Regions from separate parts of the Homo sapiens genome. Here region 2 is linked to region 1. Evidence: chromatin contacts called from ENCODE Hi-C or POLR2A ChIA-PET data. All regions are on one chromosome and are shown on one strand. The core of a region is the stretch at or near the end of the contact, and the rest is flanking DNA. Distances in the headings are between cores, read along the strand shown.

The links. Hi-C counts contacts between places; a loop is a spot of excess contacts on that map. ChIA-PET counts read pairs that join two places held with the same protein, here RNA polymerase II (POLR2A). Pooled maps may share reads with other maps.
Region 2: a loop to region 1 is called in a pooled map, with 2.9 times the contacts of the local background. The contact joins two enhancer-like sites. A Hi-C loop is called at or near these places in 1 of 37 single-sample maps with no recorded cell type and 2 of 50 pooled maps. POLR2A ChIA-PET finds 5 or more read pairs at or near these places in 2 of 52 experiments (GM12878 and activated T-cell).

Annotation. Positions count from the first base shown.
Region 1 is chr3:47,986,351-47,992,023 of GRCh38, forward strand. The region is part of intron 2 of MAP4 (microtubule associated protein 4); the gene reads right to left. Among named protein-coding and RNA genes, the nearest start is that of MAP4, 27 kb to the right of the region's middle. Within about 2 kb of position 3,746, at least 4 of the 41 ENCODE cell types and tissues checked have a DNase peak (open chromatin) inside an H3K27ac peak, as active enhancers do.
Region 2 is chr3:47,741,142-47,746,448 of GRCh38, forward strand. SMARCC1 (SWI/SNF related BAF chromatin remodeling complex subunit C1) reads right to left here. Exons shown (of 28, transcript NM_003074.4): 3 at 4,767-4,852. Among named protein-coding and RNA genes, the nearest start is that of SMARCC1, 38 kb to the right of the region's middle. RefSeq lists an enhancer at 1,980-2,119. Within about 2 kb of position 1,613, at least 2 of the 41 ENCODE cell types and tissues checked have a DNase peak (open chromatin) inside an H3K27ac peak, as active enhancers do.

The DNA of each region.
Region 1 (5,673 bases), core at 2,496-4,995:
TATTTTTTTTGAGATGGAGTCACTCTGTCGCCCAGGCTGGAGTGCAGTGGCACAATCTCAGCTCACTGCAACCTCCACCTCCTGGGTTCAAGCAATTCTCGTTTCTCAGCCTCCTGAGCAGCCGGGATTACAGGCGCATGCCACCACACCTGGCTAATTTTTGTATTTTTAGTAGAGGCGGGGTTTTGCCATGTTGGCCAGGCTGGTCTCAAACTCCTGACCTCAGGTGATCCATCTGCCTCGGCCTCCCAAGTGCTGAGATTACAGGCTTGAGCCCCCGGGTCCCGGTCCCCTGCTCTTCTTTCAGACTAGGGTACTATTATTATGAACTATACATTTTGGTACGATATTTTTTTTCCCCAAAAAGAACTATTAGTTATGAGATAAAAGTCTGTTTTCAAATCAAAGTCAGAAAATAACTATTTTTGCAAAAATGTCACACTAATTTTTTATGCATATATATAAACTTCCCTAAATATGATCATGAGACTATTAAGAGGGTTTAGGATTAGACCAAGTACACCTACCCTAAATAAATATCTACCATTTTGGAGACACAATTGTTTGTTAGTCTGTACATTAACACAACCCAAACCTGAATAAACTGACAAACAAAAACCATTTCAATTCAGTGTAATAAGCAATGATTACACATCTATCATGTGCCAAGAGCAGTGGTCTCTAATGCAGATCTGGCCAGGTTTCTCAGTACCCCTGCGCCCTCAGTTTCTCACAAACCATGAGATTCTTCATAATTTCACTTGATCTGCTTCTCCATGATTCTCTCCGGTCACTTGTCACTGTAACCTTTGATTTCTTAACCCTGAGAAACTTGAGGTCGCTAGTAAACTTTGATTATGCTGTGCCATCCTGCTTTCGCTAAATGTGTCATTCTCCATGAAATATGGCAGTAAACAAAATATTATTCCTGTGCTAGAGCATGTTAATAAGTGTAAGATAACAAATAGCTTAATTATGATCTTACAAGTACCACAGAGGAAAGAGGAAAGTTCAGGGAAGAAAAGCACTTACCAAGAGGAAGATGAAAAGAAAGGCTGGCAGGGTGTGGGGGTAGTGGGAGGTCTAGAAGGGAAAGGGAACAGAAGTCAGGGAATGTTCTGGAAAGTTACATCTAAATCCAATCTTAAAGGATTTTAGAACAACAACTCTAGCAAAAGCTTTATATAACATCAACCTCCAGCCCAGAACCGTCCTCCAAACTCCGGACTCCTTATCTGTGTATCCATCTTCTCCATTTCGATGACTAGCAGGTAACTAAATGTGAACATATCCCAAGCTAAATTTCTTCTCTTCCCTTCAAATCCTACTCCTTCTGTAGCTTTCCCCATCTCAGATGATGGCAATTCTTTCCTTTCAGTTGCTCAGGCAAAACCCCTGGAGTAATACTGGATTTGTCCTTGGCAACATCAAGGCCTTATACTTTAGGTAAGAGAAGTTTTGGGGTCATGCATATGTTAAAGTCTGATGAGAGTGAATTCAAGAGGAAATGGAAGGAAAGGAATTGGTGACAGGTAGTAGAAACGTCTCTTTAAAAGAAGGCAGGCCGGGCACGGTGGCTCACGCCTGTAATCCCAGCACTTTGGGAGGCTACGGTGGGCGGATCACGAGGTCAGGAGATTGAGACCATCCTGGCTAACACGGTGAAACCCCGTCTCTACTAAAAATACAAAAAATTAGCCGGGCGTGGCGGCACACGCCTGTAGTCCCAGCTACTCAGGAGGCTGAGGCAGGAGAATGGCGTGAACCCGGGAGGCGGAGCTTGCAGTGAGCCAAGATCGCGCCACTGCACTCCAGCCTGGGTGACATAGCAAGACTCCGTCTCAAAAAAAAAAAAAAAGAAAGCAAAGCAAAAAGATAGATGAGATGGATGTGAGATTCAGACAGGATTTTTTTTTTAATGATAAAAAAATTATAGTATGTTTGATGCTGGTGAATGACCCAATTGAAAGAAAAGAACTGATGATGCAGGAGACAGAAGAGGTAACTGTGACAGCAGTGGCCTGAGTGACAGCATGAACAGTTCACCCATAACAGAAAAAGAGCAGACAATAAGGGCATAGATGAACATAGGTGAGGAGGAAATATGTGGTGGGACCATGTGGAAGTTCTGTTCTGATTAAGCCAATTAATTTATGAATATGACTTATGAATATGAACAGGAGAGCAAGTGCCAGAAGTTTCAGAGAGTAGATGTGAAACAGTTGTCTAGGAAAGTGAAATATTTTACAAACTCATGTGAATTAGTGGCAGAGTCCCTCAGTTTGTGCTCTGTATTGAAATGAAGCAAGATTCTTTTACATTTCCTGAACATACATCTAATAATTCTATTTGAATTTAAAAAATGGATTTTTAGTTTTTAAAAACTATCAGTGAGATACTAGATCAAGTAGAAAGTATGTGTTCATGAAAAAGGTATAGTTTCACAGAAAGAACAGGGGTTTATTTTATTTATTTATTTTTTGAGACGGAGTCTCGCTGTCGCCCAGGCTTGAATGCAGTGGCACGATCTTGGCTCACTGCAACCTCCACCTTCTGGGTTCAAGACTCTCTTGCCCCAGCCCCCTGAGTAGCTGGGATTACTGGTGAGCACCACCACGCCTGGCTAATTTTTTGTATTTTTAGTAGAGATGAGATTTCACCATGTTGATCAGGCTGGTCTCGAACTCCTGACTTCGTGATCTGCCTGCTTCAGCCTCTCAAAGTGCTGGGGATTACAGGCATGAGCCACCATGCCCAGCCAGAACAGGGGTTTAAAATGAGAAGATCCAGTAGCTCATGTCTGTAATCCCAGCACTTTGGGAGGCCTAGGCGGAAGGGCTGCTTGAGGCCAGGAGTTTGAGACCAACCTGGGCAATATAGCAAGACCACATCTCTATTTAAAAAATATTGTTTTAATTGTTTAATAAAAATAAAAGTGAGATTAGAAGATCTGGGTTCAGGTTGTGCTGTCATTATTAACTAAATGATCAAATGCAACCTTCTCATTTCTAATACTTAAGCTTCACCTGGGAAGTGGGACTAAATGCAGTAATACAGGATGTCAACTGTACAGTGCTAAATAGTAATTGTTATTCTCACTGTTATTAGCTATTGTTATTCTCACTGTTATTAACTATATGTTGACCAACTGTAAATTTATCTATCAACCACCTATAGAATAACTGTAGGCTGATCAAGAAACTTTACTAGAATAAAATAAAATGAAAGCAAGAAGAGGTTAGAAAGGAAGAAGAGAAGCTGGATTCTACTATACATACAACACCTCACAATCTAAAAATATAAGCCCAGGAGAGAATAAAAACAACGTAACAACACTAAAAACAATAAGGTTGACAAGTAGAAAAAAGGCTTGTATATTTCCCTGCCAGATAAGACATACTGGACCCTAATCATACTGCACATTACTGGAAAAGTCCTAATTCAAAAGATGCTATAATGTGTTTTCTCACTGACTGACTTCCCCAGAGAACCCCCATTTCATGAAATGAAAACTTTCTCAGTGAAATACACACAGCATCGAAAATAGCACACTTTTTTTTTTTAGAAACTAATCACATTCTCTGAGATATAAAGATATTCAAATTTACTTTATTTTGTTGATTCCCTCTCCCCAGGAGATGTCAGATTCCCACAGCAGGCAAATCAGCTTGGCAGAGAAGTAGCAAGAACCTGAGAAGGCATGTGTGCTGTGAGTCAGCCTTGGGCAAAACAGCCAGGTCTCAATGCAAGGGAACCCTCTGGTGCTGTCAGACCCATGCCAACACTGCCCTCTACTGGCCAATTAAGCTGGTTGCAATTTTCTGCAAAAGAAATACCAGTGTATTAAGGAGAAATTCTGCAGTATCTATTAATAGTTGTCACTTAGGCCCTTTTCCATGGATTAGTGTTTCTCAATCATGCATGTGTATCCGAGTCACCTATTATGGCTTGTTAAAACAGACTGCTGGTGTGTGGCAGGGTACGGTGTCTCCCACCTGTAATCCCAGCACTATGGGAAGTCAAGGCAGGAGGATCACTTGAGCCCAGCAGTTCAAAACCAGTCCAGTCCAGGCAACACAGTGAGACCTTGTCTTTACTAAAAATGCAAAAAACTTAGCCAGGCCATTGCCCTGTGTTAACTTCTTATTCTATGGGAATAAGCTTTTAGCTTCAAAGGCCTTATGGAATGTTGAGGAGAAAGCATTTTCTCGACTTCAGAAGAAGAACTATTTAATCACACAGAGAACAGAAAAATTAAGTGACTTGTTCCATAAATGTGCTATTTGTGTCTGAGGGTCAATACTGTGCTAGATGATCATCTGAAAGAACAAGAGTCACAGATGTTTGCTTCGTCATTCACATCTAAGAGAAAGGGTTCTATCTTTTGTCTCCCTCACCTAGAAAATAGGGCCATATAATGCTGATAATGAACAATTAAGGAAAACACCATTTTTTAAGGAAAAAAGTCAGGAAGTACATAATTTTCTTTTTATTTTTTTCTTATTACAGCCGTGGTGCAAAACAAGTAGTACACATATCCTGAAAAAGTATTTGAGAATTGTTTCCCAAGGTGATAGGCATTTTAGAAGAAGAGTTTGACACCAATTTTATTTCTAGGTATTGGTATTTAGATGGTTTACACAGGCAATGCTAAGATAAAATACTTGTAGAAGCAAGAATAAGTTGAAGTGCAAAAGGAAATGAGTATAGTAGATCCAAAGAAAAGGAATAAAGGTCGGGGGGTTCTTGTGTTGCCAGGCATGAAGGCAGAAATCATACTTAGAGAAAAAAGCAATTTTCCTACTTTGTCATAAATGCCATAAAAGCAACCCTGCTTTCTTACTTCTCATTTTATAAGTTGAAGACAATTAGGGTGGACATGTAAGAATTAAAGGAAATAAAACACCATTGTTCAAAGAGTTCTATTATGTGTAACCTACTCAACCGTCCCTTCTATATCTAGAGGCAAGAAAATGGTTGATAAACTTCCACTGGTTGGCCTAACTAAGCCTGTTGTAAGAACATATCGAGAGCACTAGGCTGGGTGTGGTGGCTCACACCTGTAATCCCAGTGCTTTGGGAGGCTAAGGCAGGAGGATCGCTTGAGGCCATGAGTTCCAGACCAGCCAGAGGAACACAGTCTGACTGTCGCTATAAAAATAAAAGGATAAGCAAGGCACGCGCACCTGTAGTCCAAGCTATTCAGGAGCCTGAGGCAGGAGGAACGTTTGAGCCCAGGAGTTACGTTAGATGTTGCAGTAAGCTATGATTGTGCCACTGCACTCCAGCCTAGGTGACATGGAAAGAATCTGTCTTTTCTTTTTTTTTTTTGAGACGGAATTTCGCTCTTGTTGCCCAGGCTGGAGTGCAACAATGGCACGATCTCGGCTCACGGCAACCTCTGCCTCCCGGGTTCAAGTGATTACTCTTGCCTCAGCCTCCTGAGTAGCTGGGATTACAGGTGCCCACCACCACGCCCAGCTAATTTTTTTGTGTTTTTAGTAGAGACAGGGTTTCACCATGTTAGCCAGGCTGGTCTCGAACTCCTGACCTCAGGTGATCCACCCGCCTCAGCCTCCCAAAGTGCTGGGATTATAGGCGTGAACCACCGCGCCCAGTAAGACCCTGTCTTCAAAAAAAAAAAAAGTGTCAGCAATCAGCAGTAGTTTACTG
Region 2 (5,307 bases), core at 363-2,862, 250 kb before region 1:
ATCTAATAAAACATGGACAATCCTACGAGACAACTGTTTCAGTAGAGCGGGAGGTACTTGTGAGGAAAAGAGACGGAAGAGATAGAAAACTTTAACTTTTTCGAAGAGAGTTAGTCATATCAACCAAAGGCAATGTCTGCACTGCACCTTGTTTGAATATTAATTCAAATAAGATATAAAAATCATTTATGAGATAAGGGAAATTTGAACACTCAACGATTTAATATTAAAAATTATTGCTAATTTTCATATCTGTAATAATGGTAGTGTTATTACACTTTCTAAAATCCTATTTGAGAAATAAATACATGGCAAAATATCTAAACTTGACCCTTAAACAACATAGGCTGGAAATGAGGTCTATTCATATGTGGATTTTCTTCTACCTCTACCATCCAAGAAAGCAAGAACAGCCTTTCTCTTTTCCCTTACTCCTCCAACTACTCAACGTGAAGACAAGGATGAGTATCTTTACGATACACTTCCATTTAATGAATAACAAATATATTTTCCTTTCCTTATTCTTCAATTCTTCACCCCTCATTCTTCATACTTGTATACCTGTTTTCAGAGCTCTAATTGCCTCCAGGATATCTATTTATTTTACTATTATTTTAAAAAATAGAGATGGGGTCTTGCTATGTTGCCCAGGTTAGTCTTGAACTCCTGGACTTAAGTGATTCTTCTGCCTCAGCCTCCCAAAGTGCTCAGATTATAGGTGTGAGTTACCACACCTGGCACCACTATGATGTTTGCCACCCTTTTGGGGTATGGCATACTAGACCATCCTGTGGGGATGGCCTCCAGGGTATTATAGCTTGCTGTCATCATACAAAGCTCCTTATTTGAGGCCAGCTTTTGTCACTTCCCCACAAAACTGTTTGGTTCTATTGTTGTCTTGCCTTTGGCTCAGTGCATTTTTGTTTTTCCTTTTAGAAGTTTGCTTCTGATGCCCTTTTACAGGCATGAGCCACCACACCAGCCTAATGATTATAGTTCTAATTTGCATTCCTCTTTCGGGTTGAAGCTTGAACATCTATCTGTATTATTAGAAAGCAAAACTTAATATAAACATTCTCAAGATAGGGTTCCAGCCTGCTGGGTGACAGAGCAAGACTCCGTCTCAAAAAAGAAAAAAAAAAAAACATGTAACAATCTCTTTAGAACTGTAGGAAAAAATAAACAACGTCCTAATCTCTGGGCATGTGGGCACTAACAGTCAACTCTCTATTACTTAATTGAACTTGGTATTTAATCTCTCCTTTGGGAGATCCGTTTGGATTTCCATGAATAGGTCAAACTTGTTATCCTTCAGTTACATATAACTATACTTCAACTCTATACAAAGTTTTATCCTTCAGGAGAAAAACCATAAATAAGACACTCATTGATTTTACCTATTTAGAAACATCCAGAAAGATCAAACTTAACATTTCAATTCTGTAATCTCTCTTTCTGTTTTTGACACAGGGTCTCTGTCACCCAGGCTGGAGTGCAGTGGTGCAATCTTGGTTCACTGCAGCCTCTACATCCTGAACTCAAGTGATCCTCCCACCTCAGCATCCGGAGTAGCTGGGACTATAGGCATGCACCACCACACCCAGCTAATTTTCCTATTTTTTGTAGAGGCTGAGTTTTCCCACATTGCCTGGGCTGGGTTCAAACTCCTGGGCTCAAGCAATCCGCTGACCTCAGCCTCCCAAAGTGCTGGGATTACAGGCATGAGCCACCACAGCTGGCCAATTCTGTAATATTAATCTGTACAGTCTCTTCACAAATATGCTAGTAATTACCAGGTATTCCCATTCAACCTCATATGCATGACATTAGAGCTTCGTGTCACTAGAGACTAAAACAAAGACTACTGAGAAGTCAGTAAGAAAGCAGAACCACAATGAAATAAGAAGAAAATAGTGCTTGCCGTAATAACAAAACCAGCAAACTTTGGACCTAAAGCCAGAAATGCAACCTAGACTGTGAGGTTCAATTAAAGAACACAGACAAAGTTCTGAGAGGCATGTTAGGCATGGGGCAAGAATGACAGGTCAGTATTCAGATATCCAAACAGAGTGGGGAGTTACTAAAATATGCACTCACTTCAAGTGTGCGAGGCACAAGAGATGAGAGAAGGTGCACACTGAAACTGGACACATAACTATACCTGAAAGGAAATAATTCTGGCACAATCTGCATAAAAGACTTGGAAAAATTCTTATTCCTGACAATGCTAACCCTATCCTTTACGTCTTTTTTAGTCCCACTTTTAATTTTAAGGAAACTGTATTACATATATCTTCCTTTTTTTTTGAGACAAGCCACTGCACCCGGCCTGTATTACACGTATCTTTCTAAACTACTGCAAGTGATTTCAGATAAAAATATTTCACTGTGGCCGGGCATGGTGACTCATGCCTGTAATCCCAGCATTTTGGGAGGCCGAGTCTGGCGGGTCACCTGAGTCAGGAGTTCAAGACCAGCCTGGCCAACATGGAGAAACCTGGTCTCTACTAAAAATACAAAAATTAGCCATGTGTGGTGGCAGGCACCTGTAATCCCAGCTACTCAGGAGGGTGAGGCAGGAGAACTGCTTGAACCTGGGAGGTAGAGGTTGCAGTGAGCCGAGATTACACCACTGCACTCCGGCCTGGGTGACAGAGCGAGACTATGTCTCAAAAAAAAAAAAAAAAAATTTCATTGTGCAGAAACTACAGACACAAAGCAAGTTCCACAATATGTGACCTAGGAAAAATCATATCACTTTGGTATTCTATCCTCAAGTGTCCAGGTTAGGACTTGTGATAAAAGCTAAACAAGAACCAAGGACAGAAAAGAGTTCCAACTGGGAACCCAGAGTTAACAGTAGGGTACAAACCATCTCTACAAGTACAGAGACATGCCGTTGCTCCTAGATAGGGAATACCATCGTGAGAGGTCCAACATCAGAGCTAGACACAGAACTGGAAAACAGAGAGCTACCTCTGATAACAAAAAGAAACAAGTCTCATGCTACTTTAGTCAATATCTTTTTTTTTGGAGACAGCCCAGGCAGGAGTGCAGTGGCGCAATCTCAGCTCACTGCAACCTCCGTCTCCCGGGTTCAAGCAATTCTCCTGTCTCAGCCTCCTGAGTACCTGGGATTACAAGTGCCTGCCACCAAGTCTGGCTAATTTTTTTTGTATTTTTAGTAGAGACAGGGTTTCGCCATGATGGCCAGTCTGGACTCGAACTCCTGACCTCAGGTGATCCAAATCAATATCTATTAAACACCATCCATATATAAAAAGTTTCAGTAAATACACATGTAAGTTTGTATCTCCTACTATTTACTATATAAATAATTTATTTAATTACACACTTGTCCTTATTGTTGATCTAAATATTTATTTGCACTTCCCAACCATAAAGTATTGGGTTAGCTTAACTTTTAAAGTAAAATATATAAATTACATGTGTATTCTCCTGGAAAGATGCTAAGGTTATAAACTGTGCACCACTAACTCAACTGAAAATACCAAACAATTTCAGGACAATATACTCCACTCCCCCAACCCTACCCTGTGAACTATGTCCCTGACAACCCCACAGCTCAGGACATCACTAGTCCCAGTAACTGATGGAAACTCCAGAGTTCAAGAGAAAAAAAAGAAATAGTACCAAGAGAGACAGCTAGAAAAGGGGAAAAGACTGAAGGGAGCAAAATGGCAGGAATATCTGCAGGGATTCTCAATCTATCTACAACACTGACCTAGGCAAAGATCTCTATTTCTTTTATCCCTGTCCTGAGGATAGCAAAATGGAATACTCTTGCAGGCCTAGATAACTTTATCTCTTAAAACTGCTATCTGGCCAGGCACGGTGGCTCACACCTGTAATCCTAGCACCTTGGAAGGTCAAGGCAGGTAGATCGCCTGAGGTCAGGAGTTCGAGACCAGCCTGGCCAACATGGTGAAACCCCATCTCTACTAAAAATGCAAAAATTAGCTGGGCATGTGGTGGCAGGTGCCTGTAATCCCAGTTACTCAGGAGGCTGAGGCAGGAGAATCACTGGAAGGTTGCAGTGAGCTGAGATGGTGCCACTTCACTCCAGCCTGGGCGAAAAAGCGCAACTAAGTCTCAAAAAAACAAAACAAACAAACAAAAATACTATCTATCCACTTCAAATATAATGTATGAGTTCATTATACACACACATTTCATGGCAAGCCTACCTTCTAATTTGCTAACAATGTACACCTGTTACTATAAAAATCAAATATAAGAAATCACTTCCCTAATAAATACTTGGTTGTGGCCGGGTGCGGTGGCTCACGCCTGTAATCCCAGCACTTTGGGAGGCTGAGATGGGTGGAGTGCTTGAGGCCAGGAGTTTGAGAGCAGCCTGACCAACATGACAAAACCCTATTTCTACTAAAAATAGAAAAATTAGCCAGGCATGGTGGTGCACGCCTACAGTCCCAGCTACTCAGGAGGCTGGGGCATGAGAATTGCTTGAATCTGATGCGCGGGATGCAGTGACCTGAGATTCCACCACTGCACTTCTAGCCTTGCCAACAGCCTTGGTTGGTCCTATTTTTAAGACCCTGTCTCAAAAATAAATAAATACGTGGTTGCTTGATATTTTTCTTGGATGTAGAAACAAGGTAAATTAGGGCTCTTGGTAAAACACATTAATCATCATGTGCTTACAGGATTTTCTAACACAAGGAAACAGGACTTAAAAGTAAATAACTTAAGATCAAAACATGCAAACAAATACAAAAACTTACCATCCCTGTTCATTTTTATACTTGTAAGCAGCCCCAAGAATGTGACATAAGGCGCCTCCAGCTTTGAAATCCATGAAACACTTTGCCTAAAAATGATACAAATTACACATGAGAAAAATAAAGCTTCTGACAAAATTACTCATGTCTTAATTCTAAGTTTTATAAATTCAAATATATAAACAAATACTAATTAAACAACCTCCTTAAACATCTTCTTGAATAAACTGAGGAATCAATACATTTTTCTAAAAGTAGATTAGGCTGGGCATGGTGGCTCATGCCTGTAATCCCAACACTCTGGGAGCGTGAAACAGGAGGATCACTTAAGCCCAGGAGTTCAAGACCAGTCTGGGCAACACAGGGAGATCCAGTCTCTAGAAAAAAATTTAAAAATTAGCTGTGCATTGTGGCACACACCTGCAATCCTATCCAGGAGGCTGGGGTGGGAGGATCACTTCAGCCTGAGAGGTTGAGCCTGCGGTGAGCCCTGATCGCCCTACTGCACTCCAGCCCTGGATGACAGAGTGAGATGCTGTCTCAA